Linked DNA regions of Mus musculus: regions 1 and 2 are each linked to region 3. The links are chromatin loops, found by intact Hi-C in ENCODE. Cell type or tissue: gastrocnemius. All regions are shown on one strand. Each heading gives the region's core, and the rest is flanking DNA. Links, peaks and the distances in the headings are about the cores only. Region 1 overlaps Smpx (small muscle protein, X-linked). Region 2 overlaps Smpx (small muscle protein, X-linked). Region 3 holds the start of Klhl34 (kelch-like 34).

What was found. Peaks named below come from ENCODE experiments on the same cell type or tissue, not always from the same donor. Only the 100,000 strongest peaks of a DNase experiment are listed, where the experiment ranks them.
Region 1: it touches region 3 in a loop (4-fold over the local background); 4 of 42 quality-filtered maps call a loop at or near these places.
Region 2: a loop joins it to region 3, with 2.0 times the contacts of the local background. A loop is called at or near these places in 4 of 42 quality-filtered maps.

The regions. Positions count from the first base shown.
Region 1 is chrX:157,740,375-157,750,383 of GRCm38, forward strand. All of the region lies in intron 4 of Smpx (small muscle protein, X-linked), which reads left to right. Among named protein-coding and RNA genes, the nearest start is that of Gm15169, 14 kb to the right of the region's middle. In gastrocnemius, for the core only: no CTCF peak of the experiment used is centred there; no DNase peak of the experiment used is centred there; H3K27ac peaks cover 3,169 bases.
Region 2 is chrX:157,751,862-157,761,870 of GRCm38, forward strand. Smpx (small muscle protein, X-linked) reads left to right here. Exons shown (of 5, transcript NM_001252591.2): 5 at 311-730. It overlaps Gm15169 (a long non-coding RNA gene), which reads right to left and starts at 7,887. Exons shown (of 2, transcript XR_003953114.1): 1 at 7,209-7,887; 2 at 5,319-6,824. In gastrocnemius, for the core only: no CTCF peak of the experiment used is centred there; no DNase peak of the experiment used is centred there.
Region 3 is chrX:157,812,203-157,822,211 of GRCm38, forward strand. It overlaps Klhl34 (kelch-like 34), which reads left to right and starts at 6,233. Exons shown (of 1, transcript NM_001081667.2): 1 at 6,233-8,858. The coding sequence starts at 6,233. The coding sequence ends at 8,167. Cnksr2 (connector enhancer of kinase suppressor of Ras 2) reads right to left here. Exons shown (of 22, transcript NM_177751.3): 22 at 9,371-10,009. In gastrocnemius, for the core only: no CTCF peak of the experiment used is centred there; DNase peaks (open chromatin) are centred at 5,086, 5,506, 5,825, 6,256 and 2 more places; H3K4me3 peaks cover 1,929 bases; H3K27ac peaks cover 2,016 bases.

The DNA of each region.
Region 1 (10,009 bases), core at 4,419-9,418, 70 kb before region 3:
ATGACCCATGAGAATTTTCTTCAGACTTCCATGGAATAAGGAGATTTGGAATTGAAATGCCTTTTTATCCTGAGAAATTCAGTTTTCTACTGAGTTCCTAAGTCCCTTTTTTCCTTTAATTTAGTTTTAGCTCACTCATTTTTTAAAAAAAATATGATTTCATTTATTACTACTACTATTATTGTTGCGGCTCTTGTGTTGTTGTTATTGTTGTTGTTGGTAGTGGTGGTGGTCGTGTGTGTGTGTGTGTGTGCGCTTGTGTGTGAGAGTGCATATGTATGTGGAACACACATTCTGTGGCATTCATGTGGTGATCAAAGGATAGGAGGCTATTTTTCCCTTCCACCATGTGTCTTCTGGGGATTGAACTCAGGTCAACAGGTTTGCATGACAGCAGAGCCATTTTAATGGCTGCCAAGCCCTCAGTTTACTCTGTTCATTTCTTCTCTCAGTACATTTAGTTCTCTCTCAACCATCAACATCACTAAGAGCTTGAAGCTGAGATGACACAGACTGGAAATCTTGCTTGGAAAACAGAGGAGGAAGAACGCATTGATTTATAAGCTTTGTGTGGATTTTTGAGAATAATAGCACAGTTCACGCTATGTGGGAGGCAGTCTTCAAAATGCCTTGATGCGTTATCCTCACAACCATCAAATGAGCTTGACACTGTTATTTTTCTATCAATCAATCAAAAACCAATTGGGGCTCATATGGTTAGATAACTAGTCCAGGGTGCCCAGGAAGAAAGAAGGAGAGCTGAGATTTGAAGGCTGAGTTGTTTTCCACAACAGATACACAGAAACCACGACCAAATCTCTAGTCAGGAGCTCAGGCAGGTTGGGCTAAGGGTGTTAAAGCAGTTTCTCTAATGCACTGATTCCGAGCATTCATCAACGCTTTATTTCACAGTAGCTTAAAGAGGTTACAGAAATACTGTTCAAATCTTGGAATAAGAGAATAAAAAGCAAGGCTAGCAAACATTGTGAGTCTGGGTACAAGTGATCATTAAACTCTATTACAAGGCAAATTTAGCAAAGCAGGTAAATCTAATTTCCCAGAAGGGACTCTTAATCTCATTAAGTTTATCAGAAAATCTCTCAGGTTTTATTGGCAGTGCTTCCCAGAAGAAACCTTTTATTACACCAGAGACCAAATGCTCTGTTCTGGCTTAAGTTTGGAAACATCCCCCCCCCCCACCAGAGACAGCTCTCTCCAGACTGGGGTTTGTCTTTCCTCTCTGTATTGTTGACTTTGGGGCCAGACAACTCTGCTGTGGGGATTGCTCAAGGATGCTCGCTTATGCCATTGGCACCTTCATACATGTCTGTGGTACTCTGGCAAGCCCTGGTCAGAATCACCTCACTAAACTCTTTGTTTCTCATGCGTGCTCCATGGAACAACAGCACCTCCTAGGAAGGTAGGGGGCATAAACAAGTTCATGCTCCATCCCCAGAGCTTATATAGTCAGAATCTGCAGTTTAATAAGATCTCTAGGGCATCTAGACATTGAAGTGTGAGTAGACCTTCTAGACCTGTGATTGTCAACCTTAGCTTCACGTTAGAGTACCTTGGAAACTGTAGAAACTGATTGAACCCCCAGAGAGTCTGGTGTAATTGCTCAGGAGCAACCTGGGCTTTGGGATTACAAACAAAGCTCCAGGTGAGTCTAGTGGACAGCCAACCTTGAGATCCTATTTTGAGTTTTAAAAAAATGCCCACAACATAGGAATGATTTACAATAGCCTATAAATGGGTTCTTTAAGATCTGCTATTTTTTTTTCTTTCTGTGAACATCCTTTTCTGACCCTTTAACTCTTTTTTTTTTTTTTTTTCCATTTTTTATTAGGTATTTAGCTCATTTACATTTCCAATGCTATACCAAAAGTCCCCCTTACCCACCCACCCCCACTCCCCTACCCACCCACTCCCCCCCTTTGGCCCTGGCGTTCCCCTGTACCGGGGCACACAAAGTCTGCGTGTCCAATGGGCCTCTCTTTCCAGTGATGGCCGACTAGGCCATCTTTTGATACATATGCAGCTAGAGTCAAGAGCTCAGGGGTACTGGTTAGTTCATAATGTTGTTCCACCTATAGGGTTGAAGATCCCTTTAGCTCCTTGGGTACTTTCTCTAGCTCCTCCATTGGGAGCCCTGTGATCCATCCATTAGCTGACTGTGAGCATCCACTTCTGTGTTTGCTAGGCCCCGGCATAGTCTCACAAGAGACAGCTACATCTGGGTCCTTTCGATAAAATCTTGCTAGTATATGCAATGGTGTCAGCGTTTGGATGCTGATTATGGGGTGGATCCCTGGATATGGCAGTCTCTACATGGTCCATCCTTTCATCTCAGCTCCAAACTTTGTTTCTGTAACTCCTTCCATGGGTGTTTTGTTCCCACTTCTAAGGAGGGGCATAGTGTCCACACTTCAGTCTTCATTTTTCTTGAGTTTCATGTGTTTAGGAAATTGTATCTTATATCGTGGGTATCCTAGGTTTTGGGCTAATATCCACTTATCAGTGAGTACATATTGTGTGAGTTCCTTTGTGATTGTGTTACCTCACTCAGGATGATGCTCTCCAGGTCCATCCATTTGGCTAGGAATTTCATAAATTCATTCTTTTTAATAGCTGAGTAGTACTCCATTGTGTAGATGTACCACATTTTCTGTATCCATTCCTCTGTTGAGGGGCATCTGGGTTCTTTCCAGTTTCTGGCTATTATAAATAAGGCTGCTATGAACATAGTGGAGCATGTGTCCTTCTTACCAGTTGGGGCTTCTTCTGGATATATGCCCAGGAGAGGTATTGCTGGATCCTCCGGTAGTACTATGTCCAATTTTCTGAGGAACCGCCAGACTGATTTCCAGAGTGGTTGTACAAGCCTGCAATCCCACCAACAATGGAGGAGTGTTCCTCTTTCTCCACATCCTCGCCAGCATCTGCTGTCACCTGAATTTTTGATCTTAGCCATTCTCACTGGTGTGAGGTGGAATCTCAGGGTTGTTTTGATTTGCATTTCCCTGATGATTAAGGATGTTGAACATTTTTTCAGGTGCTTCTCTGCCATTCGGTATTCCTCAGGTGAGAATTCTTTGTTCAGTTCTGAGCCCCATTTTTTAAGGGGGTTATTTGATTTTCTGAGGTCCACCTTCTTGAGTTCTTTATATATGTTGGATATTAGTCCCCTATCTGATTTAGGATAGGTAAAGATCCTTTCCCAGTCTGTTGGTGGTCTTTTTGTCTTATAGACAGTGTCTTTTGCCTTGCAGAAACTTTGGAGTTTCATTAGGTCCCTTTTGTCAATTCTCGATCTTACAGCACAAGCCATTGCTGTTCTGTTCAGGAATTTTTCCCCTGTGCCCATATCTTCAAGGCTTTTCCCCACTTTCTCCTCTATAAGTTTCAGTGTCTCTGGTTTTATGTGAAGTTCCTTGATCCACTTAGATTTGACCTTAGTACAAGGAGATAAGTATGGATCGATTCGCATTCTTCTACATGATAACAACCAGTTGTGCCAGCACCAATTGTTGAAAATGCTGTCTTTCTTCCACTGGATGGTTTTGGCTCCCTTGTCGAAGATCAAGTGACCATAGGTGTGTGGGCTGACCCTTTAACTCTTAAGATTATGTAGTCAAAATATTTTGGTGAAGCAGGCATGGTATCACATGCTTTAATCCAAGCAGTCAAGAGGCAGACGCAGACAGACCTCTGTGAGTTCAAGGCTCTGAGTCAAGACTAGTCTGGTCTATGTAGAGTTCCAGGAAAGCCAGAGCCATCTAGTGGAGAGACCCTGTCTAAAGAAATATTTTTCTGATATCTTCAAAGGTAATCTTCATAATTAGCTTTTAAAATAGTTGAATGATTGGGAGTATGTGGAGGATTAAGACATTCACTTATGTTTCTTAGATAGCCATACAAATCATCCTAATCCTAGATAATTAATATTTGTACTTAAAAAATACCCAACAGGGACTGGAGAGATGGCTCAGTGGTTAAGAACATTGACTGCTCTTCCAGAGGTCCTGAGTTCAATTCCCAGCAACCACATGGTGGTTCACAACCATCCGTAATGGGATCTGATGCCTTCTTCTGGTGTCTCTGAAGACAGCTACAGTGTGCTCATCATCATCATATATATATATATATATATATATATATATATATATATATATATATATACACACATATATATGTATATATGTGTATATATGTGTATATATATACATATATATATATTAAATACAATCTTTTAAAAAAATACCCAACATTCAACAGACAATCGTATCAAGAAAAGGGGCTTAGGGACAGGAGTTCAAGTAGTAGAGTGCTTGCATTAAGCCATAAGATCAGACTCCACAACCATAAACCTGTAATTTTTTGGAGAGGTTGGTCAGAAGCATCCGAAATTCAAGGCCATTCTCAGCTACATGATGAGTTCAAGCTTGTATGAGTTGCATGAGAAATGTCTGTAAAAAAGATACCCCGCCCCATGAAATGTATAGTTATATAAAGATCTCCTACAAGTTGGGAATCAAAACACTAACATTTAAAAATTTTTTTATTTAATCTTTCTTTTTTTATTATTACGTATTTTCCTTAATCTTTCTTTTTAACACTCCAGATTTTATCCCCCTCCTGGTCAACCCTCTGACTGTTCCACATCCCATACCTCCTCCCCGCCCTCTGTCTCCATGAGGATGTCCCCACCCCCTACCCCACCAAACCTCTAAATTCCCTGGGTCCTTCAGTCTCTTGAGGATTAGGTGCATCTTCTCTGACTGAACCCAGGCCCCGCAGTCCTCTGCTGTATATGTGTTGGAGGCCTCATATCAGCTAGTATATCCTGCCTGGCTGGTGGTCCAGCGTCTGAGAGATCTCTGAGGTTCAGGTTAATTGAGACTGCTGGTCCTCCTACAGGGTGGCCTTTCTCCTCAGGTTCTTCCAGCTTTTCCCTAATTCAACCACAGGGGTCAGGTGCTTCTGTCCATTGCTTGGGTGCAAATTTCTGCCTCTGACTCTTTCAGCTGCTTGTTGGGTCTTTCAGAAGGTAGTCATGATAGATCCCTTTTTGTGAGTACTCCATAGCCTCAGTATAGTGTGAGGCCTTGGGACATCTCCTTGATCTGGATCCTACTTTGGGTCTGTCGCTGAACCTCCTTTTCCTTAAGTTCCTCTCCATTTCCATCCCTGCAGCTCTTTCAGACAGGAAAGAGTTTTGGGTCAGAGTTGTGACTGTGGGATAGCAACCCCATCTCTCACTTGATGCCCTGTCTTCCTGCTGGAGTTGGGCTCTATAAGTTCCTTCTCCCTACTGTCAGGCATTTCATCTAAGGTCCCTCCCTTTGATTCCTGAGTGTCTCTCACCTCCCAGGTCTCTGGTGCATTCTGGAGGGTTCCCCCCACCTCCTACCTCCTAAGGTTTCCTGTTTCCATTCTTTCTGCTGGTCCTCAGGGCTTCAGTCTCTTTCCCCCACCCAAACAGGGATACCAGATCAAGTTCCCCTGTTCCCTCACCCCCTTTCCCAAGCTGGTTCCCCCTCCCTCTCTGCTTGTGACTGCATTCTTCTTCCCAAGTGGGATTGAGGCGTCCTCACTTGGGCCCTTCAGCTTATTGACCTTTTTGAGTTCTGAAAACACTGACATCTTAATCAATGGTTAAAGGAAATGCACTCTTAATACTATTTGTATTAAAATTTCCATTTATTGTTCATCATATCATTGTATTTCTTGTATTTTGTCTAGTAGCTGTGCTAGTTTTCCTAATAGAACTATTATTGGACATGTGGTTTCTTACTGTTTTTCAAAGGCCTGAAAGGATTACTATTTTAGCAGAAAATTTAAATCAGGCCACTGTAACTTGGAGATTACCTATAAATTAAGAGAAAATACTCATCAAGGGGGGTGAGGGTGTAACACTTGTCAAAGAGGATAGGGGTATAAATTAATGGTAGAACATTTCTTATCCTGTGTGTGAACCTGTGTTCAACGTCTAGCCTCAAGGGAAAAAAAAAGTAAAATGAGAACAAACAAGAGAAACCCCAACAAACTATACATCTGGCATTCATTTATTTGTACAGTTTTTAAAATTCTGCTAAACTCTGAGAAGATGAAAAACTCATTTATTCAATATTGGAATTCATTTGAACAAGTACAATAACATTTAAGTCAATGTTTTAAAAAGATTTACTTTTAAATTTTATTTTAAATTTGTGTGTGAGGGCATGTGTATATGGTGGGGTTAGGGGTGCACACATGTGAATGCAGAAGTCAGAAGAGAACATTGGATCCCCTGGAGTTTTAATTAATAGGCAGTTGAGGGCTCCCTGACATGGGTACTGGAAACCTAACCAGGTCTTCAGAACTGAACCTAGGTCCTTTGGTAGGGCAGCAAGCACCAACTACTAAGCCATCCCTCCAGTCCTATAAGTCAAATTTTTGATATACTACAGATCTATTTCTTTGTATCTGCTATTCCACTGCTGGACTGATGAATGTACACCAAGCTGTACAGCCTGTGCAGATTACCTATTCTCATTTTAAGGAAGTTTCAAAAAATAATTTAGCATAGGGGAAAGAGCTCCCAGCCTTTAGCTAGTTACAATTCCCCCAAAGCCATACTTTTTATTTGAATGCTGAGAGTTTGAACTGCTCATCAAGATCAGTGTTACCATAGGAGAGTCAGTCGGCTTTAAGGTGGTCTCTAGGACAAAGGTTTTCAGTCATGTGCTAATGAAAGAAAGCAGGGATGCCCACTTTTTTTTTCTCATTTTTCCAATAATTATATATGTCAAGACATTGGCTATCATTGGGATTGTTCTAGAACCTATGGTTGCCACAGACCATTGTTTGACATCTTTAAGAGGATTCTGGGTATTTTTGATATAATCACCATTGTCTCTAGGCCCAGAGTGTTAAGGTGCACATGATATCAAAGGCTTTTTTCATCTTTGGAAAAAATCTTTGTTGAGACCGCCATCCCCTCAACTTACCTTTTTGTCCATCTCCTTCCCCCTGAGGCTACTGAGTTCCGCTTTACTAGAGAAGAGTTTGTCACATACTTAGTAAAACACTTCTAATATTTGGTGTAGAGTTCTGTTGCACTGACTTTATGAGTCTTTGTTTCAGATTTTAAAAAGATCTCTGGGCTTGGGTTTGTCCAGATAGAGTTATAAATGACACACACCTTCTCTGTCTGTGGGTCTGTGGTGTCCCTTACATGTTGTTGCTGTAGCTTGTACTACTCACCTCATGGTGTGGTCATGATGACCATATAGGACACTGTGATTCAATGTACCTTGTAAACTCTAGAAGACTCCACAAATGCCAAGACCTTGTCTTAATTTTTTTGCTAACCCTACAATGAGTGAGAAGGCTTGAACCAGTGTGCTCTGAGTGTATGGTCAGCCATTGCAAATGAAACCAGAGCTCAAGGCAATGCCTTTGAGTGACACTAATCTTGAGTGTCATTGTGTTTATGGCTGTATTATTTAGCACCACACAGGAGGGGGTAATTGCCACACCACCCGCAGAGTGTGTGGTTAAAGGAACGAATGCAGACAAGTGTTTTGCAGACGAGTGTTGAGTCGACTCCATTTCCCATATGATGTGTGTGGGATCACAGTGACTATGAGTAAGGCAGCTATAAATGGGTCATGGTGAGGCGTAAACATCACATGAGCCTCAGCCTGGACATAGAGTGACACCGGGGAGGGATTTGGTATATTTCTTGTGCCAGCCAAAATGTCCCATGTCCAAAGGGAAGCTGGAGCTCGGGCTTCTGGCTTTTAAATTTTGGGGGAGAAAAGACATATTGAGTAATTGTTTTTTAGCAGGGTACTTCATTATCCCTTCATGAGGCTAGGACACAGCAGAATCACAACTGTTGTCTGGGTGGCAAAGCATTGTGGCCCTGGCGGTTGCCACCACACTTGCATTCCAACAGCCTGACAAACGAGTGGGCAATTTTAGCTCTGGATGTCTTCCCATTTATTCCATTTCTAAATTAGAGCCCTGACTCAGAGAAGAGAGTCCTGAGGGCCTCTTGGTTCCCGACTTTTTGTATTCTGATATCTGCCAGGTATTCCCAGACACAATAAGTCCCATGAGGCCAGTGCTACAGACTCTACTCTGGGATTTTGTAGTCCAGGGAAGATAATGTCTGACTTTATCTACAGAGTTCTGTGCCTGGGCTCACTAGGCCTCTTAAATTCTGTGGGAAGGGGCTTGGTAGGCTACAAGGTGATCTAAAAGACGATTGCAGTATTTCTGCTGTCCTGCCTATTACTTCCTGCCTGGCTCCTACAAGAACAACCAGGCTCTATGTCCAGCACGTACTAGGTAATCAAAGCTGCTGTCATTGACATCAGCTCTTCGTCTACTCTCATTTGATGTATAGGCTTGTGGCACAGACCCAGTATCCCCCTGCTTAACCAAGGTTTTTACTGACTGATTCTGCTCTTAGGCACAGTGGGTAATGGAAAGGAGCCTAGTATCCCTTGAGGCCAGTGCAGCCTAAATAATATTTCTCAGGAAAGCCACAATTTCACCTAGCTGGGAAGATGACCAGTGATCAGAGTCCACATCAAGCCTGTCGTATAAATGGTACCATTTCTGGGTTGCAGACAGTGCTTTACTGTCTGGACATTTTTCAGTGAGAAATCACACTTCAGAGAATATGCTTCAGTGACAATTTGCTATGGATCATCACCCCTTTTATGTTGTTCAGAGAAGTCCAAGGAATGTCTGAGCTTCAAGGTCAGCTTGTCATGGACCTCTCACTTAGCCAGAAAAGCTGTCCATATGTCACCCAGCACAGCGCTCACTGCAATAAATTGAATGTAGCATACTCTAGTCATGATGGGACTCTGGGGTCTAGAGAAGAATTGACAGCACAGTAGGGACATAGCACATCAAATCATCAGTCCTGGTTTATTGAATCCCTGACCCCTTGCTCATTCCTGCTGCCTTACATCGAAGAGTGTGAGGTTATCTGTAACTACAACTCAGTTCTCATTTCTCCAGTGGTCCAATTCATCTGTCCTGAGGTTCCTGTGTCAGGTAGAGTCGACCAGCAATCAGATGGAAACAGAAATGGCTAGGACATGTGCACAGCCTTCAGAAAGTCATAGCCTGTGTGGCAGGGGAATTATAGTGGGAAATGCAGGGGGAAGGAGATGAGGCACATAAGCAGACTTATACCATTCTGTGGGTCACATGCCACATGCTGATGGCATGGAGAGGTGGGGCTTCAGTCTAAAGTTGTAAGCAGAAGGCAGGAAGTCTGATGGCCTTGGCATGTTGCAAAAGCTGTGCATATGTGCTTCGGTGAACTCAGTGGGCAGAAGTATGAGAAGGAATGGTTAGAGATAGGACCAGCATGATACCCCAGTATAAGTCTGTAAGACAGCCAGTCAGTGATCTACATGTCGTCTAAAAATCCAGGACAGTGAAAAAAGTGACACCTTACTTCCCCTTGGTGACTTTTGAAAGTTGCCAGAAAAATAAAACAAAATTCCCTTAAATATCTAACAGTACACTAGATAAAGAACAGGTACTGTTAATATACAAGGAATGCAATTCAAGAAATTCCTTCCTGTAGGACATGGATGAACTGGACAGCATTATGCAAAGTGAATTGTACCACTCATAGAAAGACATACACTGTATAGTTTCATTTATATGAGACTCCTACCCAACTAGTCAAACTCATAAAATAAAAAAGAGTCTTGCTAGGGGCTTGTGAGAGGAAAAAACAAGTGACCACACATTAATAGATATAAAATTTCATTTAAACAAGATGAATTCTCTTTAGAGATCTATTATACCTTTCACCTAAGCCAATAATTTTTCACCTAAGCCAAGTGTATTTTACAACTAAATGTTTCTTGAAAGTAGATCTCATGTTGTATTCTTACCACACACACACACACACACACACACACACACACCAAATTCTTCCAGAGGCCATTTCACTTTATAACCATTAATGGCCTCCAGCTTTCCCCTC
Region 2 (10,009 bases), core at 293-5,292, 62 kb before region 3:
AACTGTTGAGAAGACACAAAATGTCAGTTACATGGCAGGAATGCTGTCCAGCATGGTGATTACCGCTAATAATGTATTACATGTTTGAAAACTGTTAAGAGTAGATTGTCAGTGTTCTAACCACAAAAAGAAAATGTGTGAGTTGTTATAGACGCTAATTAACTTGATTTAATCACTTCATGGTGTATGCATATATCAAAACATCACATAACATTGCATGGTAAATATACAGTTTCTGTTTGTTAGTCATATCTTAATACAATTAAAGAGAAAAAAATCCCTAATGATATGTTTTCTTTTTCTTTTGCAGCGTTGACGTGTTTTTCCAAGGGAGAAAAAACAATGGGTTGAAATAAACAACTTCCTGAACATTTTATACATTTGTATGATGATCACAAACCTCCTGAATGCCCAAGACTCTAGCAAAAATATCCTGTTTGTACATTTATATTTCTTCCTTTTACTTGGTTGCATTTCTCACTTTAGCTACATTTTTGGCACCTTGTAGAGCAAATCAGCACACGAATTTACAACCTGGGAAGTGTGGTTTTGAGGAGAGATGTGATTTTTATGAAGGGGGGGATGGCAACGTGCAAGCAGTGATTTTGATGTTAAGTACTTTAAGTTACTTCCCACGGTCTTTTGGTCAATATTTGAAATGGTTTCTTCACCTTTTAAATTATCTCAATTAACTTTTTATGAGTTCAAATAAATATTTGAGTAAATGTAACATATGAATCTTTATCAAATTAATTTTCTTACCTTCAGATAGCTACATGTTCCCTAAAGGAGAGAGAAATATGTACCAGGCAGTCCAATCCCATATTGCCTATGTGGGGACTTCTGAGTTATTAGGTGCTATGGAAAACACTACGCTGGCTGATCATTGCATATGAGCTTAAATATCGCATGGGTAATTTTGTACTGATGTTACTTCCCATCTGAGGATGACCTGGACGTTGAACGCATTTTTGTTCCATGAAGGATCAATAGTCTTATATTCCAGATTAAACAGAGTTCATTTTAAGACCCAGTAAAGCTGAGTGATAGGAAGAGAAGGGAGGGACTGATCACACAATAGCTGTGCAAAGGGAGCAGACTGTACAGCCTGCCAATATGAAGATTTATCCAGACAGCAGTGCCGGGCCTGTATACTACCACTTGTAAGCTGAGGCAGCAGGATCACTAGGTTAAAGCCAGCCTGGAATACATGTCAAGGCCCTGAATCAAAGAGAGGAGGAGGGGGAGGGGACACAGGAGAGGGGCAGGGGGATATATTTAATTAATGCCTACTACTATTATAACCCAAGATGAAGCATATGAGCAACCTCACAGTGAGGGGCCAGACCATGTGAAAAACAAACGTGTCTCCTTACCCTGTATGAACAGATCTTAGCAGTATTTCTGGAGCTGAATAATTGCTCTAGTTGCTTCAGAGGAACCCACTGCCTGTGTACTTCTGAATGTCACAAGTGGAAAAGACTCTCTTGCATTTCCATTCCATAGAGGTTGTTTTCTGAAAGAAAGATTGGCTGGTTATCTTGTTGGCTCCCACCTACTTGGGCTCCCAGGTGTTCTGCCAGACTGTGGTCTATCTTGGTCATCTACATCTAGTATACATATACTAGGTAGTGCACATCAAACTGTGCCAGCCTGTCTTCTGAAAGCACAGCAGGTCCTAAACGATATGCGACTGTGATGCCTCAGGCTGTCTCACTCCTTCCTCTCTGGGATGGTTGACTAGGGCTATAAAATTTACCTCAGTGCTCACTTTGTTTAAATATAGATTATCTATGTTCTGATTCAAAATTAAAGTCTGGTTTAGTGTTATAAAAACTGTCTTCACCTTTTAATAAAGTCTTTCAAGGCACATTTGCAGCATAATACAGAGTAAAGCTATGAGACAAGTTCAGTGGATTTAGGAGAGCTTTGAATTTAATATGTATGCTATGTTGTTAAGTTTCAATTTCACTATCTATATGATATAGAAAGTTCCATATTGAATTAATCATTGGACAGTGCATATGTTATAGGAAAAGAGGAATCTTTCCTTTCAATGAGGTTACCATTTTCAAAATTCACATATTTTACAACTAAGTAGTTCTTAAAATATTTATTTTGAGCTGTGTATATGGCTCTGTGGTAGAGAATTTTTCTACTATTGGGTTTGGTCCCCAGCAAAACAAACAAACAAACTCCCATGCATACATCAATCAAACTGATAGTGTGGCTTGTACCTGTAGTGTCAGTCACTTGGGAGGCCCGAGGCAGGAGGACTGCTGGAGCCAAGTAGTTCAACATTACCCTGGATAACATAATGAGATCACATCCCCCAAACAGAAATCATCTTGAGTCAGGCTTATTCATGTCAAGTATTTATAAGAAAAAACATATCATTTATAAACTTTTTCCATGAAAGATAAACAAAGTTCAAGTAGTTGACGATTTTGTAGGGGGAAAAAAAAACCAACCCTAGAAACAGTACTGTGTGCAGTAGCATGGTACCATGCCCAGTTATCAGCACAGATCTGCAATGGTATGATTTTCAGTAGAATCTGAATACAGCATTCACTTTACCAACATTTCCTGGATGTTCACGATGTGCCCAGGGAACTTAATGTTCTGGGGGAAGCAAATTCATCTGCCTGAGCACCTTGCTTAAAACACTCTCCTATTTGCTCCTGTTCCTCCCCGTGGTGCTTGATCGAGAACGTAAAGAGAGGGCCCAACTGGATCCAGGACTTTGCCGAGATGCTTAGAAATTCTCTCTTTGCAGAACAGCAACCGTCAGAAAAAGGGCCCACACAGAGTCATTCCCACTCCTCATTTTGTGTGATCTTTACACTGAGAGTGAAGACTGGAAAGTAATTATCTTTGTTTCCAAGGTTACTCACTGAATACCTGGCAGTGCTATTCTAGTGGCAAAGCCCAGGGCAGGGGGGTGGGGTGGGGGTGGGTGACAATTACCTAAATGAATCCCTCACTTTTTAACCCAAGCAGTTAGAGGATTTACAAACAAGCTTTCCATTATGATTAGGCCCATGGAAAGAACACTACTAATTTGAATGTGCCATCCTGTGAAATATACTCTTCTACATTCTTGAGCTGACCTAGAATTAGGGTTTCCCCCCTTGGGAATGTGAAGAGGGCTCATTTGGATTCAAGGACTACAGGTGGATCAATTAAAATGCATTCCCTTTAAAGGCCTGTGGCATTATCCCATTGCTTTGCAATCTAGCTTGAAATAGAAACTGCATTTAACTTGCTAATTGGTGCCCCCTTGGGATTTTAACCTGATGCTGGATGTATGCATCAGTGTGGCCCTTTGCTGTTCTTTGACTCACGCATTAATGAAATCTCGGTGTTCCTTTGAAGGCGGGGATATATTATAACATTCAGACACAATCACGTATTCATTCAGCAAGCCACACATAGAGCATTCACTAGAGGAGACTGCAAGCCACCAGTATGTTGCTAGGCTAGGAAAACCCACAGAGCTCATGTACAGAATTCATTTTTATTTCTCTAAGCAAATGACCAAACTTGTTTAGATCTTGTACTGAGAGCAAATCACACTGTCAAAAATGAAAAAAAATGCTGATTACAAGACAGGGGATTCAGCCATAAGGTAAGATTACAGCCTTGACAGTGTCATCACCTAAAGGTGTTCTTTGGAAAAAGCAAAGCAACCTCAGTTAAGCAATCATTTTGTGTTTCTGGGATACTCTGGGCCTCACAACCTTCATTTCTATGCTTGTTTATTAACGGAGAAAAAAATCAATCCGTTAACATTTGACTTCTCCTGAAAAAAATAATTATGGGACACCACTGACTAATAGAAACCACACTTTTGGATAACAAGGCTCTTTTTTTTTTTTTTTTTTTTTAATGACCAGCTCGTCCATCTCAGTGAGGCTGTATTAAGATACAGATTCCAAGGGGAAAGGCTTTTGCCCTTGGGCTTCAAATGCCTGCAGATGAGCTGCCAAGCACATGCGGGCCTGCACTCTGAAATCTCATTTGCAAATAGGATTGTGAGTTCAGGTGGCTAGGGTAGGTTTTGTTCCATTGTGTTGTGTGGGTGGCTGATGGGCTCCAGGATACAAAAGTAGGGAAGATCCACAATTCTCTGGAAGCTATTCTTGCTTTTTATTGTCAAGGGAGACAGGGAAGGAGGCACAACTCCACTCTGTCGCCTGAAGCAGCTTGAGGAGTCCCCTTTATCTTTTAGAGACCTCAATTCAGGCCAAACCGGGATTTGTGGTTTTGACAAAGTAAAGAAGTTAAGGACTACTCAATATAAAACAGAGTTTCATTGTTGTTTGATTTTTTTTGTTTGTTTGGTTTTTTTTGTAAGGTATTTTAACCATTGGGCTTAAGCATGAGGATCGAGAAAGAGGCACTCAGAAAGAAAGCTAAGGCATACTCAAAAGCATGGTTACGACCTTCTGTAAGATAGTCATAGTTCATTTTAGTTTTACAATAGTCATATTAGGATTTTGGGAGGGTTAAAAGCAATCATCCTCAAAGTATTGCTAAGGAATCTAAACAGAAACTTAGGATAGCTCTCAAGAGCACTTGACAGGATTACAATTCATAAGGTCGCCATCTAGATCTCAGGGATGTGGGAAGGTAGAACATTTTATTAGTAAACCAAGTTCTCAGATGATGTTTGGGGAAAAGAATGAGACCTGACTCAAGGTTTAATATTTTCCACTTTGAACCTTCTTTATTGCAATTTCATCACAAAGTGTCTCTAGGTTGATTCTAGGTTGGTCACGTTCACAACAAATGGTGCTGGAGTTCTTGCTCAGTGAAAGTCTTTAAACTAGACATGGGGGTGAGAGGCTCTTTTCTCCATCCAGGTCCCCATAATTTGCCCTGTCTTTCTACCCTGACTTATCAATATTTGCTCATCTACAGTGCACTCGACAGGACAGTGATCTGAGAAATTCTTTTCCAAGGCATTGTAGAATACACTAATATGTAGTCCATGCTCCTTTACAAATCCCCTCCATTTATCCCTAATGGCAAGCTTTAGAAAGAAACACAACCAAGTGAAACAAGGAAGGCTTCATGGGTGGCTTTGTTTTTGTTTGCTGCTGTGTTCAGGCTCTGGCCACAAAGATTCCTGGCCTCAGACTGAGCCTTCTTACATTTGGTGGGAGGCGATGAGCATCAGAAGAGGCCAAGGGAGACATTGTAACTGCTAGAAGGCCAGACATTCATCAAGACCTGGGTGTTTCCACTTAGTGTTGGAGATTAGGTCTTTGTTTAGTGTTCTAAAAATCATATAGATAAATTCAACTTCATTGCAATTATTTAAAAGCTTGTTGCGTTTATTGAAAATTGCAATTGAAGAAATAGAAAAGAACATAGCGGTCTTTAGTGATAACAATAGTACATAGAGCAAGATTCTTTAAACTTTGAACAGTTAAAACACCAAAAAGGAAATTTATAACCCTCAAAAATTAATGTTTTTCTGAGTCTTGAATTCATTACAAGCCATTAGGGCTATGATGATAGTTGTCCAGGAGTGAGGTACCTCTTTTTTTTTTTTTAAATCACCATTCGAATATCTATGGGTGGACATTTCTGGGTTTCCATAATTTGCCCTGCCTTTCTACCCTGACTTCTCAGCATTTGCTCTTCTACATTGCTCTAGACAGGGCAGTGTTCTGAGAAGTTCTTTTCAACAGCATTGTAGAACACACTAATGTCATCCATGATCCTATGCAAGCTACCTTCCTGTATGTCTAATGAGATGGGGGGAAGCACTTAAGCTGGAGAAATTACTCTAAGTAGGACAACCATGGGACTCCTCCATCTCTAGCTAGGTCCTCTTCTATTGTGTGGGTGCCTACCCATAGACTCCTCTCTTGCCTATTTCTTCCCACGTATATTTAACTCATGACTGACAGGCTGCATTTAGCACAGGATAGCTGTGAATATAGGCTAACACAAAATCATAAAGTTACTTAAAACACTTTTTGTATGTATGATTTGATTGTGTGCTTCTCAAGCATGAACTCTGGAGATGACAACATTGGGTGAAAATGCTGAAAGGCTGCACATGCCTGCTCGACTTCTCTCAACCGAGTTTCCTTGTGACACTGGGAATGAGAAACCTTTTTCTCTAGGTTGAGTAACACCAAGTTTCCCCAAAATTGTGCTTCCACCAGAGGTTTTACCAATATCTGACATTCCGAGGCGCTCATTCTCTTTGGCCCTGGACATAAACAATAAAGCCCATTGCTGGCTAGAGAATAAACCGTGGGAATTGGCATATTTTCCAATATGAGGTCATTGGGAGCAGTGTTGGCAGTGGTCCGTCATATCCCCGAGACCTTTCATTTAGGGGCCAAATGAAGGCAATGATCTCTAACAAATGCACCATTAGGCAAGACCTACATCTAAAAGCTTTGTCGATTCAGACACTTAGTAATTAAGTTGTGGGCCAGCGAGGAAATTATTTGCAATCAAACGTGTCCCTGATCAGCAATTAGATGGGCAAACATATGACCTCATTGTCTCCACCAAAGGATGATTATGTAACAGTCTCTGGTCCTCAAATACTATGGTTATTTGCCAACTTTTTGATTCTAGTGAACCAGCTGAAATCACACATTGTGATTCTGGAAACAGAGGATCGAGACAGGAGACACTTCCTTGGGATGCCTGATACAGCAAGCAGAATGAGGTAGCCATGTCTGTAATCCCAGTATTGAGAAGGCAGAGGCAGGCAGATTGGTCTGTGTTCGTGGCCAGGCTTATCTAAATAGTTAAGTTCCAGGTCAGGCAGGCAGCCCTATATGGTGAGACCCCTGCCAAAGGAATAAAAAGAGAATCTGAGAGAAAGAATGAGAAAAAGAAAAAGAAAAGGAAAGGGGTCATGGAGAAGAGGGAAGAAAGAACGAGATGGGAAAGGAGAGATGGTGAAAGAATGACTTGCTCCTAGAGCCAGAGTTTTGGTTCATTACCCAAGACACAATGGCTTCTTGTTGGTGTGGCTGAGTAGGAAAGCATGCCCGTTCTGTGCACCATTGAGCATTCATCATCTATTTTCTCTTGAAGGATAAGGAGGATTCACAAGAGCTTCCAAGTACAGGTCATGAAGCCAAAAGAGGACTAGAGTATAATCTGTCTTGGGGTGACCTGGGATATCTAAATGTCACATAGTCTAGAGGCACATGTGACCTGGAACTGACCTGAGGTGACTCAGGCCCCAGTCCTTCCATAATCCTTTATTTGTGCTCTTTACTCCACTGTGATCAGCAACAGCGTAGTCCTCTGCCAGCAGCTCTCGGCTCGGGGTGGGCCAGCATGGAGCAGAAGTGGAGTCTCTCAGCTCCTGGCGCTGCACTGGGAGAAAAGGGTAACAATCACTTAAAAATGGCTGTGGGTGCTCTCACAACTTTATCTGCAGCTCAGTCAATAGCTTTCTAAAGATCCCAGCCGTGGAATCAAGGAGCTGAGGTGGTTGCACTCCAACTCCAACCCTTTGATTGAGGGTTACCTTTCACCTTGGGCAAAGCGCACTGTGCAGAGCCAGGAAAGCTCTCAGTCAAACGTGTGTACGTGCTGACAGATTGGTAGCTGGAACATCTGTCCTTGAGCTGTAGAAGCCTGGAGAATATGGAGGAGCCACAAAGCCCATTATGGTCTTTATGCAATATGGACTAAAAAAAAAAGTCTTATGTGTTCTAGGAAAACAACATTTTTCAGTCATTTGTACACTTTTAGGCACTTCCGTTTAGGAAGCAAACCAAAGGAAACCATCCCTGCTGTCTTCCTTTTATGAATTCCTGAGGGGTCTAACACCTACTGGTCAGGAGAGTGGCACTTTCAAGACTTTATTCCCATAGGTACTGACTTTGAAATGATTCTGGAGATGAAGACAATTTAAAAACTGGAACTTCTGCAGAACACCCTGCTTTACCTAATCTTACCAATAAGCTTTTCTGTTCTGTATATTTTCCAAACCACGTTTTCTTTTTTTAAAAAAATTATTTATTGTTTTTTATTTTATTAATCATTTTATTCATTTACATTTCAAATGATATCCTCTTTCCAGTTACCTCTCCACACCCCCCATTCTATCCTTCTTCTCCCCCTCCTATTTGCCTCTATGAGGGCGCTCTTCCACCAGTTTACCCACTCCTGCCTTACTGCCCTAGTATCCCCCTATGCTGGGTCATTGAGCCTCCACAGGACCAAGGGCTTCCCCTCCCAATGAAGCCAGATAAGGCATCTGCTACATATGTATCTGGAGTCACAGATTCCTCTGTGTGTACTCTTTGGGTGGTGGTTTAGTCTCTGAAGCTCTGAGTGATTCGGATAGTTGATGTTATTCTTTCTATGGGGTTGTCATCCCCTTCAGCTTCTTCAGCCCTTCCCCTAGCTCTTTCATTGGGGTACTCATGCTCAGTCAGATGGTTGGCTGTGAGTATCTACATTTGAATTATTCCAAACTACATTTTCATCTTTATAATGCAGAGATAAAGTCATGAAGTGATGTCATCTATGGTCATATACATTTAAAGATAATATAGAATGTTACTACCTCTCTATATGTAATTAATATACAGAATTATAACCACTATGAAGGCTTATTTTTATTTTTAAGATAAATGTGTCACCAGACATACAATTGATGAGACACAAATGTTTCTTTCCTATAAAAGCAACATTAGGATTATTTGAAAGCCACAATGCAATATCCTCTTGGTTAAAGCCCATGGCCCCAAAGTATTCTAGCCTGCCCTTCAGTTTTATTTATGCAACATATTCCAAAACTGTACATATGTTGGAACCCAACTACCATTTTAATATGAAAGTATCCTTGAATAGATTGATGGAAAGGAGGAAAGTGCTAGAAAACTTGAATATCATGTGCAATTGATGGAAGTGGGAAAAGCTCCAAATAGCAGTCTGATAGGCTCCGTGGTGAAAACAGCAGGTAAGGTAATGATGCCACAGAGGACTTCCGGAATGAGATACTCAGCAATGGAAATGTGGTTGAGCACATTGGTCCACAAGTCCCTGGGAAGCTCCAAGATCACAGGATGGCAAAGCAAGGCTTTTTAGTAGTATGGGGGAGAAGGGACCATGAGAAGGAAGGTAGTTTCACACCTGTAAAATGCAAAGCATAACAGATCTCCCTGGACCCAGCATGCATTTTATTTTTATTTTTCAGTAGTATAACCCATGAGTTTTTTCTTTTCTTTTTAATTTTTTTAACTTTCTATTGATTCTTTGTGAGTTTCACATCATGTACTTCAGTCCCTCTCATCTCATCCTCTGATATCTGACCTTCACCCTTCAAACCTCCTCACCAAAATACAAAACACACCACCAACAACAAAACACATAGAAAGCATCTCATTGTGAAAGTTGTACTATGTCACAGTGTGTCCCACAGAATACCCCTTTGTCCACACATCTTCACTTGCAGATGTTCAGTGCGATGAGTCATTGATCTGGTTTTAGGTTCCTGGCTTCTGTGACACCATCAATATTGGATGCTCACTGGGATTCCTCCTGGTTATCCCATTGTTGCTCTGATTCATGGAGAGCCTGCAGCCTTGAATCAGCAGAACAGGTCCTTTCATATGTCTCAACCATTTGCAGATGATATAGATGTTGGGGTGGGCCAATTCAGAGCCCTGGATCTGGGCTTGGGTGGTAGCTGAGCTCTTGCTTATCTGCACCACTAGAGCAAGCTCTCCAGCACTGCTCCAGCTAGTCCACCCAATGCTGCCATCAGCAGGTAGCTCTCCTGCTCGCACGACCTCTGGGATAGCTCACCCACACCCATCCCTCCAGAACCAGCTCCACTGTGCTGCCCAGTCAATGTCTGGGTCTCACACTTGCAAGTATTGCAGCCTGTGAGGGGTTGGCTCACCTGTGTCTTTGCTATCGGGCCAGCTTTACTCTATTTATTGCCCAGGCAAGGTATAGGCCCTCTCTCTTGAGTGCTACAGCCAGTGATGGAGCAGGGCTAGCTCTC
Region 3 (10,009 bases), core at 2,155-7,154:
GGCTCTGCCAGAGCCTGACAAATACAGAAGTGGATGCTCGTAGCCATCCATTGAACTCAGCACAGGGTCCCCAATGAAGGAGCTAGTGAAAGGACCCAAGGAGCTGAAGGGGTTTGCAGCCCCATAGGAGGAACAACAATATGAACTAGCCAGTACCCCCAGAGCTCCCAAGGACTAAACCACCAACCAAAGAGCACACATGGTAGGACTCATGGCTCCAGCTGCATATGCAGCAGAGGATGGCCTTATCTGCCATCAATGGGAGGGGAGTCCTTTGATCCTTTGAAGGCTTGATGCCCCAGCACAGGGAAATGTTAGGGTGGTGATATGGGAGTGGGTTGGGGAGCACCCTCATAGAAGCAGGGGGAAGGGACAGTCGGATAGGGGTTTTTGGAGGGAAAACCGGGAAGGGGGTAACATTGAAATGTAAATAAATAAAATAGCCAATAAAAAATAAATGAGTAACAATGTATTCATAATTAAAAATAAATGGGCTTCCTCCTTGCTGTGATTGGGTTGTCTCCATAGGTATCGGTTATTGCATATTAATCCCGATGGTGAAGTATGATATCGTGTTGTTGGCCAGATAAAAATGGATGAAGACAGCCCTCTCTGGGGAAAACATTGAAATCAAACCCAGAAAAACTTATTATTCAGAATAGTAAACTCAGGATATAGTAGAAATTTGGGACGACTTGTTAGACAGAACACAGGCCCCAGGCCTAGAGTTTCTAATGGGCTGAGAAGGACTGCTTCTTTTATCAATAGACTCAATTTATTTTGATTTTATGTGTATGGGTGTTTTGCCTTCACATATGCCTTACATGTGTACAGTGTCCAAGGTCAAAAGGGTTTCAGATCCCCTGGAAGTGGAGTTACAGATGGTTTTGAGGCATTATGTTGGTGTTGGGAATCAAACCCAGATCTTTCGAAAGATCAGTTAAATGTACTTACTCCTGAGCCATCTCTCGTGCCCTAAAATGTCTGGTTTTTAACTTTTTCTCATGTGATAGTGCAGGAAAACTACTCCTTTATTACATTTTCTTTTTTTTTTTTTTTAAATCTGGGAGATAGCTTTCTTTATTTTTTTCTTTTAAAAAGATGTTTATTTTACTTTTATGTACTAGGGTTTGCCTGTACATACACAGATACATGTCCAGCCAAGTACCAAGTGCATGCAGTGCCCAAAGGAGTCAGAAGAGGGAATCGGAGCCTCTGGAAGTGGAGATATAGATGCCTGTTAGCTGTCATGTGGGTGCTAGGAATTGGATTCTGGTATTCTAAAAGGGCAGCCAGTGCTCTTAACCTCTGAGCCATCTCCAGCCCTGGTACTGCGAGTTTTCATAAGGTTTAAGAGATGGAGAAGATACTTGCTTTACAGTATCACCTTTTTTTTTTTTTTCTGGAATTGCATATCACAAAGAAAACACATTTCATAGACACAAAAGTCGTTTCAGGAAAAAGGTGAAAACCATATGGGAGTTTTTTTTTTTTTAATTGCATGTGTGTTACTGATTGTTATTGTGTTTTTCCACAATAAACTTAGTGTGTCAATTTCTAATAATAGGCTTTCCATAGAAGTTGCCAAAAACCATGTGTTGCAAGGAAGCATGTGTGATTGAAAAGGGCCAGTGATAGTAAATGAGAAGAGATAACCTTTTAGTAACCTTCACATGGATGAATTGGATGGTATTTTCTATATTAATTATAAAATTATCTTAATTTCATCTTAAATTTGCTTCCTGAAAGATTACAGTAATATCTATAACATTTTGGTGTGTATGTGTGTGTGTGGTGTATGCATGTTTTTGTAGGTATGCGTACATACGTTTGGAGGCCAGAGGTTAATGTCAAGTTGCTTTCTTAATTGCCTTCACATTATATTTAGAGATAGGGTTTTTCACTGAACTCGGAGCTCACCAACTTAGAAAGTCTAGCTGCTTAGTGAGCTCTAGGGCTCCTCCTGGCTTGACATCCCAGCGCTATGACTTCAGGAACATATCAGCAGGGCTCGTCCCCGGGTTTTTGTTGGTTTTGTTTTTTGTTTTCTGACAGGTTAGCTCAGGGCAGTGGAGTGCTGGGGGTAAGTAGCACTGCAGCTTGAAGTGTGCTTGAGAAGGGTGCTTGAAGAACTTGAGCTCTCTGTTTTCTTACAGAGATGAAGATGGATGGAGCGAATTGGTAACAGCAGTTAACAGGCCTGCCTCGCAGTGGAAGGTTCAGAGAAAATAGCAGAGTTTCAGTGGGCATGCTGAGGAATGGAGCTAGGTTTTCAGTAGAAACTTGGCCACACTAAGTCCTTGGGGTACTCTGTCTCAGTAAGGTGGGCAGTAGTGCATGTGAGAGCCATGTAGGTTTGTTCTGATTCAAGGGTCGGGGCAAGAGAGCAGTACTAGGTGGTATACAAAGTAATAATGCCCTCTCAGAAGGGTCGCATCCACTCAGACTCCGTAGCCAACACCATCTGTGGTCACTTGTTTGATTCTTATGGCCTTACTGAGAAGTGTCTTGGACCACAGCTGTGCAAGAGGGTAGAGAGCAAAACCTTCAAGACTTTCTCCTCCCCTCCCCCACCACATTTGTTCAACACAACACTGTGGCAAAGACCAAGACAAGTTCAAGAAGCAGCCCCCACTCTGAGGAGTTGGTAGTCTAGTGCGGAGAGGACAACTCATGGTTCCTTTTTCAACTTCCCATCAGCACTGTGTGTTCAGGTTGGATTACAAGGCAAGCTTTTGGGAAACCCTATTGTTCTGGTCAGAATATATGTGTCTTCCCAAAATTCAGATGTAGGAGCTTAGTATTCCAGCATAATACCTTTGAGAAGGGTGGTCTCTGGGAAGTGAGTAGGCTACAGGGCTCTGCCCTGATGATGGGATTAATGCCGTCTGTCTTTCTGCCATGTAAGATACAGCAAGAAGGTACCATCTCTACACAGTAGAGAGTCATCACTAGACACTAAATGCACTGGTGCCTTGAATGTTGACTTCTTAGCTTCCAGAACTGTGAACAAGGAGTTCTTTTTGTTTATACAGTATCCCCTTTAAGTAACAGACCAAGATAACAATTTAAGACACACATCTATCACAATTTAAACACAGAGAGACTAAATTTTATTTAATATTACTTAATATTGCACAGAAATAAAAATACCAACACTATACAACTGCTACTTAAATGACAATGATTTTCTTGTGTTGACAGTTACATTTTCTAAACAAGATCTTACAAGCACACATAATGTAAAAATGTCTTCAGTTAACACACGCCGTCACATCTTCTCTGGCAAAACGTGTTAGGTTGGGCCAGCAATTAAACACAATATTTTTATGCAAAACTGGAATTTTGATGTTGAGAGTTTTAAGAGTTTCTACAGCATCTTTACTTTTGTAATGTGACATTTTGAATATCAATGCACTGTCATGGGCAGTTCTGATGGGTGGGGTTCAATACAGGTGGGAACAATGTGCTCTTCAAAAACCACTTGAAGTCTTTTAAGGTTAGTAAGAGGCTGAGTAAAGCATGTTGCAGGATTTGATTGTTATCATACATGAGGTCACATAATAGAGTAGAAAGGCAACCCTGGGTTCTTGGCCAAACTATACATCAATATTCAAGCCATCCAGACAAAGCATTCTTTCTTTGGAGCGCATTTGCCACATTTGTGTAAAAAGAAACCTGATTTTGGAGGAAAGGATCAAGGTTTGGTTTAACACTCCCCCAAATTCCTTCTAGCAAAATTTGACTAGGTTGAGTGAAGGGCATTTACATTTAAAATGGAGAATTGTGTGAAATAAACCATAGTCATATTTCACCTTTTATTTTGGATAGGATCTCACTGTGCAGGGTTGGCTGGCCTAGAAGTCGGTATGAAGACCAGGCTGGCCTCAGACTCAGAGATCCACCAGCCTCTGTCTCCTGAGTGCTAAAAGTAAAGGCAACGTGCCGCTGCACCAAGTTTATATTTCACTTTTGAACCACACATTTTAATGCCATCCTCCATCTCCATAGGAGCAACACTCTCCCTGAATCCATTTGTACCTCTAACATTAGGATTTTCTGTTGGAACTTTTTTTTTTAAGAGTACAACCCCAGCCCTACCTACACTCCATAGTTTGGCAATTTAAGTTATAGCTTAATTCTGTCTTTGGCAGCAGTATCACGTTTTAAAATATTTATTTTTATTTTATGTGTATGAGTGGTTTGCTTGTGTGTGTCTGTGCACCACTTGTGTGCCTGCACAGAGGCCAGAAGAGGGTGTTTGTTGGATTCCTTGGAAGTAGAGTTAGAGATGGATGTGAGCCACCAGGTGGGTTCTGGGAACTGGACCCAAGACCACTGCAAGAGGAGCAAATGCTCTTAAGTGCAGAGCTATCTCTTCAGCTCAGCAGAATTTTTTACTAATATTTTATGAAATTAAAAAATCATATGTAATCGGAGACCCGGCTGGCCAAGTAGGAAATGACAGCCTTTTTATCTTTCCTAGGACTGTTTTTGTTTTTGTTTCTTTTTTTTGCTTCTGTGAAATAGAACTTGGTCTGAAAGACTCATCTAGATCAGGACTGCTGGAGGGGCCACTTTCGAAATCCAGGAAGACAAACTCTAGCTGGAAGCAAAACAAAACTGAAGCCTGTAATTTGGCAAGAAAGAGGGCTTAATGAACTCCTAATGCGAGAGCAGGATTCGGGCAACCAATAGGGTGCTCTTAGTCACCATTTCTGTTTGGTGTTTCTTATAAAAATCACTTTGTAGGGAGGGGCCCCAGAAACCACAACTGTCCTGAGCCTTGCAACTTTACTGCCCATTGTCTTGTCTTGGCATTGAGAATGTGGCAGCCAGTCATTAGATCAGAGCATGGGAAAGCAGAGAGGAAACTAGAAGAAATTACATTTTTTTTTGAGGAGTTGTCATTCAAAGAAAGAAAACTCGAGTTAGTTATAACTTCTTTCTCTGCATTGCAAAGAGATGGTTTTCATAAGCGCAAGAGTACCCAAGAGAGCTAGCTCCCCTGGGGTCAGAGGGCAGGGGTTGGAATGTAAAACCAGGCAGCTTGGGAGACTCTGCCTGCCTTAGGAAGGGCAAGTGCCCCTGAATTTCACACAGGGCACAAGAACTTGGCCCAGAGCTTGGGGTTCTCTCTGGTTTAGCTCTTCCTAGAGTCTTCTCTGAGCAGAGGCCTCCTCTTAGGTGTCAGTGCGCAAAATTGCCTCTTAATCCCAGCTTGCTCCCGACTAATTAGAACTTCTTCAAAGCCAAAAGATGAGCCTGAGGCTCCTTTTCCCATGCACAGGGGCACCAAAAGGGCCTCCAGCCTAGCCAGGTATCCCTGTCAACACATTACCAGGACAAGAGTCCCAAGGGAATTGGGCCCTTCCTTAGCTTTTGCCACCCCTCCCTCAGCTCAGCATTCCAAGGGACGCCCCCTCCCTGCGGTTCCTGGAGGCCAGTCAGGTCACAGAAGTCATTGCCCTGGCTCAGGAAGCTTCCTGCTGAGCCTTTGTGCGCTTCGCAGCCAGCAGCTGGGACGCAGGGCGGGGCGGGTCGCCCGAGAGCCAGCCGGCCAAGGCGAGCACTATTCCTGTCGCTGTGAGCTACCGGCTTGTTATGTACAGCGCCCAATCACGCTCCCAATCCTCTAAGCTGACCTGCTCTCCCCCCAGTGCCACAGGCTTTGATTTGATCGTTCTCTCAGAACAAGCTCACCCCCCAGCCCCCTAGCCAGTTGTCCTCGGACTGTGCGAGTGTCTACGGAGCAGCCACGATCAGAGCCACCATCCTGCTGTCCTGGGGCACCCACAATAGGGCCACATCCACGCATCTGGCCTTCTGGAGATTCAGTACCCTCGACCTCTCCAGGTGATGGTGCGCGGCCACCGCCGCCCCTGGTGTGCAAGTGTGGGTTCCCCAAATTGTGTAGGGGAGGCGGCTTTGGGCAACGCGCTGTCATGCTCACCAGCTGAAAACAAGTCTAGCAATACCGAGAAGACTCCGAAATCCACACCCTCTGCTACTAGAGGCTTTTGGAAATTGTCTCTACATCTTACTTTGTCTGAGAGGGGCACGGAGCAACAGCCAAATCTGGATGAAGGAACCTTAGGTTTTAAGCTGAGCAGGCAAAAATCAGCCTTTGCTAGGGGCTCAGCAGCTGGACAGCGGAGGTGGGGGTTCCGTGTTATGGGATGCCTCCAGCCGCGCTGGGCTGGCTCCATCCCAGCTTCCCGCCTTGGGCATCATGAGTTACTTCCTGTCTTACTGCAAAACCCACGGCAGCTCTCTTCTCACTGGCTACCAGGCCCTACGCGCTGAGGGCTTCTTGTGCGACGTGACACTGGAGGCCGAGGGCAGTGAGTTCCCAGCACACAGGTCACTTCTGGCGTGCTCCAGCGACTACTTCAGGGCCCTGTTCAAGAGTCACACTCAGGAATCGCGGGCTCGCGTAATTCACCTGCGTGTGCCTTCAGCGGCCGGCCTACAGCGCCTGCTGGACTTCATCTACACTGCCTGGCTGCCCCTCTCCATGGACACTGTGGAGGACACTCTGGAGGCTGCCAGCTACCTGCAAGTCACCGAGGCCTTGGGACTGTGTGCCCACTACTTGGAACGCCAGCTTGCCCCAGAGAATTGCTGTTTCATTGCCAATGTGGCAGCTCGATTTGGCCTGGCCCGCACCCTAGGTGCAGCGGAGTGCTGTATTGTACGCCACCTGGGGGGCCTGTTACTGATGGGCACTGGCCCCTCGGGGCTGTTGGAACTCAATCCTATATCAATGAAAGCTGTGCTGGGCGCCCCTGACGTGGCACGGGTGCCTGAGACGCGGCTGCTGGGCCTGGCACTAGCCTGGCTGCAGCAGGAACCCAAGGTCCAGCGCCTGGCACATAGTTCAACACTGCTTGGATGCATCCGCTTTGGCCTGGTGCCTGCTGGTGTGCTGCGGCGCATATACTCGGGCTCCGGTCTTATATTACCTACTAGGATCAAAAGCCTCATCATCCAGGCCCTCAATTACCATACAGCACCCTCCAGCCAGCCGCTTCTGCAGGGAGAACAGACTAGTGTTCGGAGTCCCCAGACCCGTATCTTGCTAGTTGGTGGTCTCAGAGCTAGGGAGATGGTTACCGAGGAGATCATGGGCCTACCAGAGGTAGTTCAGAATCGGCACCCTGCACCTCAACCAGAGGAAGAGGAGGGACAGGAGGAGGAAGAGATGGAGGAGAAGGAGTGGGAGCTCACCCAGGATGTGGTGTCCTTCGACGTGTATAACCACAGCTGGCACAGCTTGACACAGCTGCCCACACCACTGCTAGGCCACAGTGTATGTACCACTGGCAACTTCCTATTTGTCCTTGGAGGGGAGAGCCTTCCTGGCAGCCCATCTAGTTCCCTGGCTGCCGGCTCAAGGTCAATCACAGCCTTAGTGCACCGTTATGACCCGCGCTTCCACACTTGGACACAGGTGCCTGCCATGCGAGAAGCAAGGGCCTACTTCTGGTGTGGTGTGGTAGGTGAGAGTCTCCTGGCTGTCGGAGGCCTGGGCATCTGTGGTGAGGCACTGGCCTCAGTGGAGATGTATGACCTTCGCAGGGACCGCTGGATGGCAGCTGGACAGCTACCTCGGGCAGTACATGGTCACGCAGGTGCTGTCGGGGATCATGGTGTTGTGTACATCTCCGGGGGCAAGGCTGGGAGAGGTGAAGGAGGCACAAGTAGCCTCCGGGATATGTACTCCCTTAGCCCCGGAGAGAGAGTGTGGAGCAAGAGGGCACCCATGGGCACAGCTCGCTATGGGCACTACCTTGTGGTGCTGCGAGGTGCAGTGTTTGCCTTTTTGGGGAGATATGAGCCCTTCTCTGAGATTGAACGCTATGACCCCTGCACAGACCAGTGGACTCGGTTGCGGTCGCTACCCTATGACCGCTTCTGCTATGGACTTGCTGTGGTGGAAGAGACAGTGCTGCTGCTGGGTGGTCTCAAGTGGCGGGACTCACGCCAGGTGCCAACCCGGAACGTAGTGGGCTATGACCTGGACCTGGACCGTTGGGAAGATATAGGCTGTGTGCTGCCCTGGGCATGGAGTGGCCTTCAGTGTGCAGTGCTGCAGCTACCCGAGGGTAGGGAGGAGACAAGGGAGGGAGAGACTGGAGAGGTGCCAGATTTAGTGTTGGATTGAATAGGTGAGTCCAGGCTTCAGAGGATCCAAGGGAAAGTTGTTCTTGACCTTGCCTGAAGAGCACTGCTTTGTTCCCTTAAGAGGACTTTTATAGAGTAGTTCTGAATGGTAAGGAGGTGAACAAGGCCTTGGCCAAAGAATAACTATTCCCCTTCAACTGCAAATGTCAGTCAGGAATGGTCAAATGCAAAGATATGAGCCAGCTTTAGTTAACTGAAGAGGTTTCAGAAAGACAGACTCATTCTGGCCTAGAGGTGGAATTTGAAAATAAAATAGGACCTTATTTCTCTCCATAAAGTGTTTTTCAAGTACCTGTGAATATTTTCATGTCTCCCAAACAATGTACAACTAATTACACACAAACCACAGAAAACTGTTGGCTACAATAGCTGTAATAATAGGCCCAGTAGACAGTATTTGATGAAACTGTGAAGGGGCGTGTGTGTGTATGTGTGTGTGTGCACATACACACACCTTCATTAAACAGTATGGAATAGTTGTACCGAGAAAAATGGTAAAAAAAATGAAAAAAATGAGAAAAAATGAAAAAAAATTATGGTGCAGAGCCATGGTTATAGTTCTGCTTTGACAGTTTCGTATTGACATGGAACTGAGGGAAAAACAAAACCCAGAAAAAGCATTTCTTTGAGGAACAACTCTTGGTTATTAATTTTTCTGTCCTGTCCTCATCTGCTTTTACACTGGCAGCTTATTAGTTTATATATATTTCACTTAACCACAATATACTACATTTGTAAGAAGAAAATTAGCTTGGTTTTGGTGGTTTCACTCTTAGTTCCCCAAAGGCTCACAGAAAAGGAATGGGTAGGTGAAGTTTTTAAGGTTAGGTCAGGTCAGTGGGAAGATAGCTTGAGGTTTCAAGGTTTCCGAGGAGACCTTGGTAAGCTCTGAACAGGTGTTACTTCTGGCTAGTGCTATCAGTGAGGTGGCAAAGTGAGAACTTGTGACTGGGGTGGTGGTAGTGAGGGTGGCTGGATGATTAGGTCACAGAGAAATGTGGTAAGCCCTTTGCATGAATAAAGTCGGTGCTTTACAGGGATTCATTAAGAGCTGGATTTATTTGACTTCAGTTTACAGTGCTGCCTCTCTCCTAGATTTGAAACTAATGCAATAAAATGTACAGATATATATTGTTAAAAGGTCTCTTTCATGCTAGGCTAGTCTTATAACTCACCAGTCTTATAAAATTCATTAGTTTAATTTTTTTTTTTACCAGTAAAACAACAGCTGACTTTACAAAAGTAGAAGCTGCATACTAGTAACAGAGCTAGCCTTCCCACCAACTGCCTGTTGTTTGCAGGCTGTTTGTCCACTGTATACGTGACGCATCCATCATGTACAAATAGTTTTAAGTGAAGATACACCACATTGGTCTAGTGAACATCAATATGCCTAAACAACTGTAACAAGCACACTTCATTTTATGACAAGAGGGGTTTTGTTTGTCTGTTCTTTCTCTCTCTTTCTTTTACATATACAAAATCCCACAAATTTAATGTTTGTCAATAACCATGCAGTAAATAAATGTTTTTACAAATAGGGTATTCTAAATGATAAAAATATTACACTGGACCCACAATTCCATACAAACATTAATGCATGTTTCTCATCCATTTTGACTAAAGATAGGATTACTGAAAATGTGCTGTAGAAAGGCCACTCTCCTGTACACTTGTGCAAAGTCTGCAAAACGATAGTGATTTAATGTGATTTCAAAAGCAAAGAAAAAGATCCCGCTGTGTAGTTTTTACTTTCTTCTCTACAGCAAAAATATTCACTGGCATATATCTGAACTCTTAGAGATGTAAATACATTCACTGA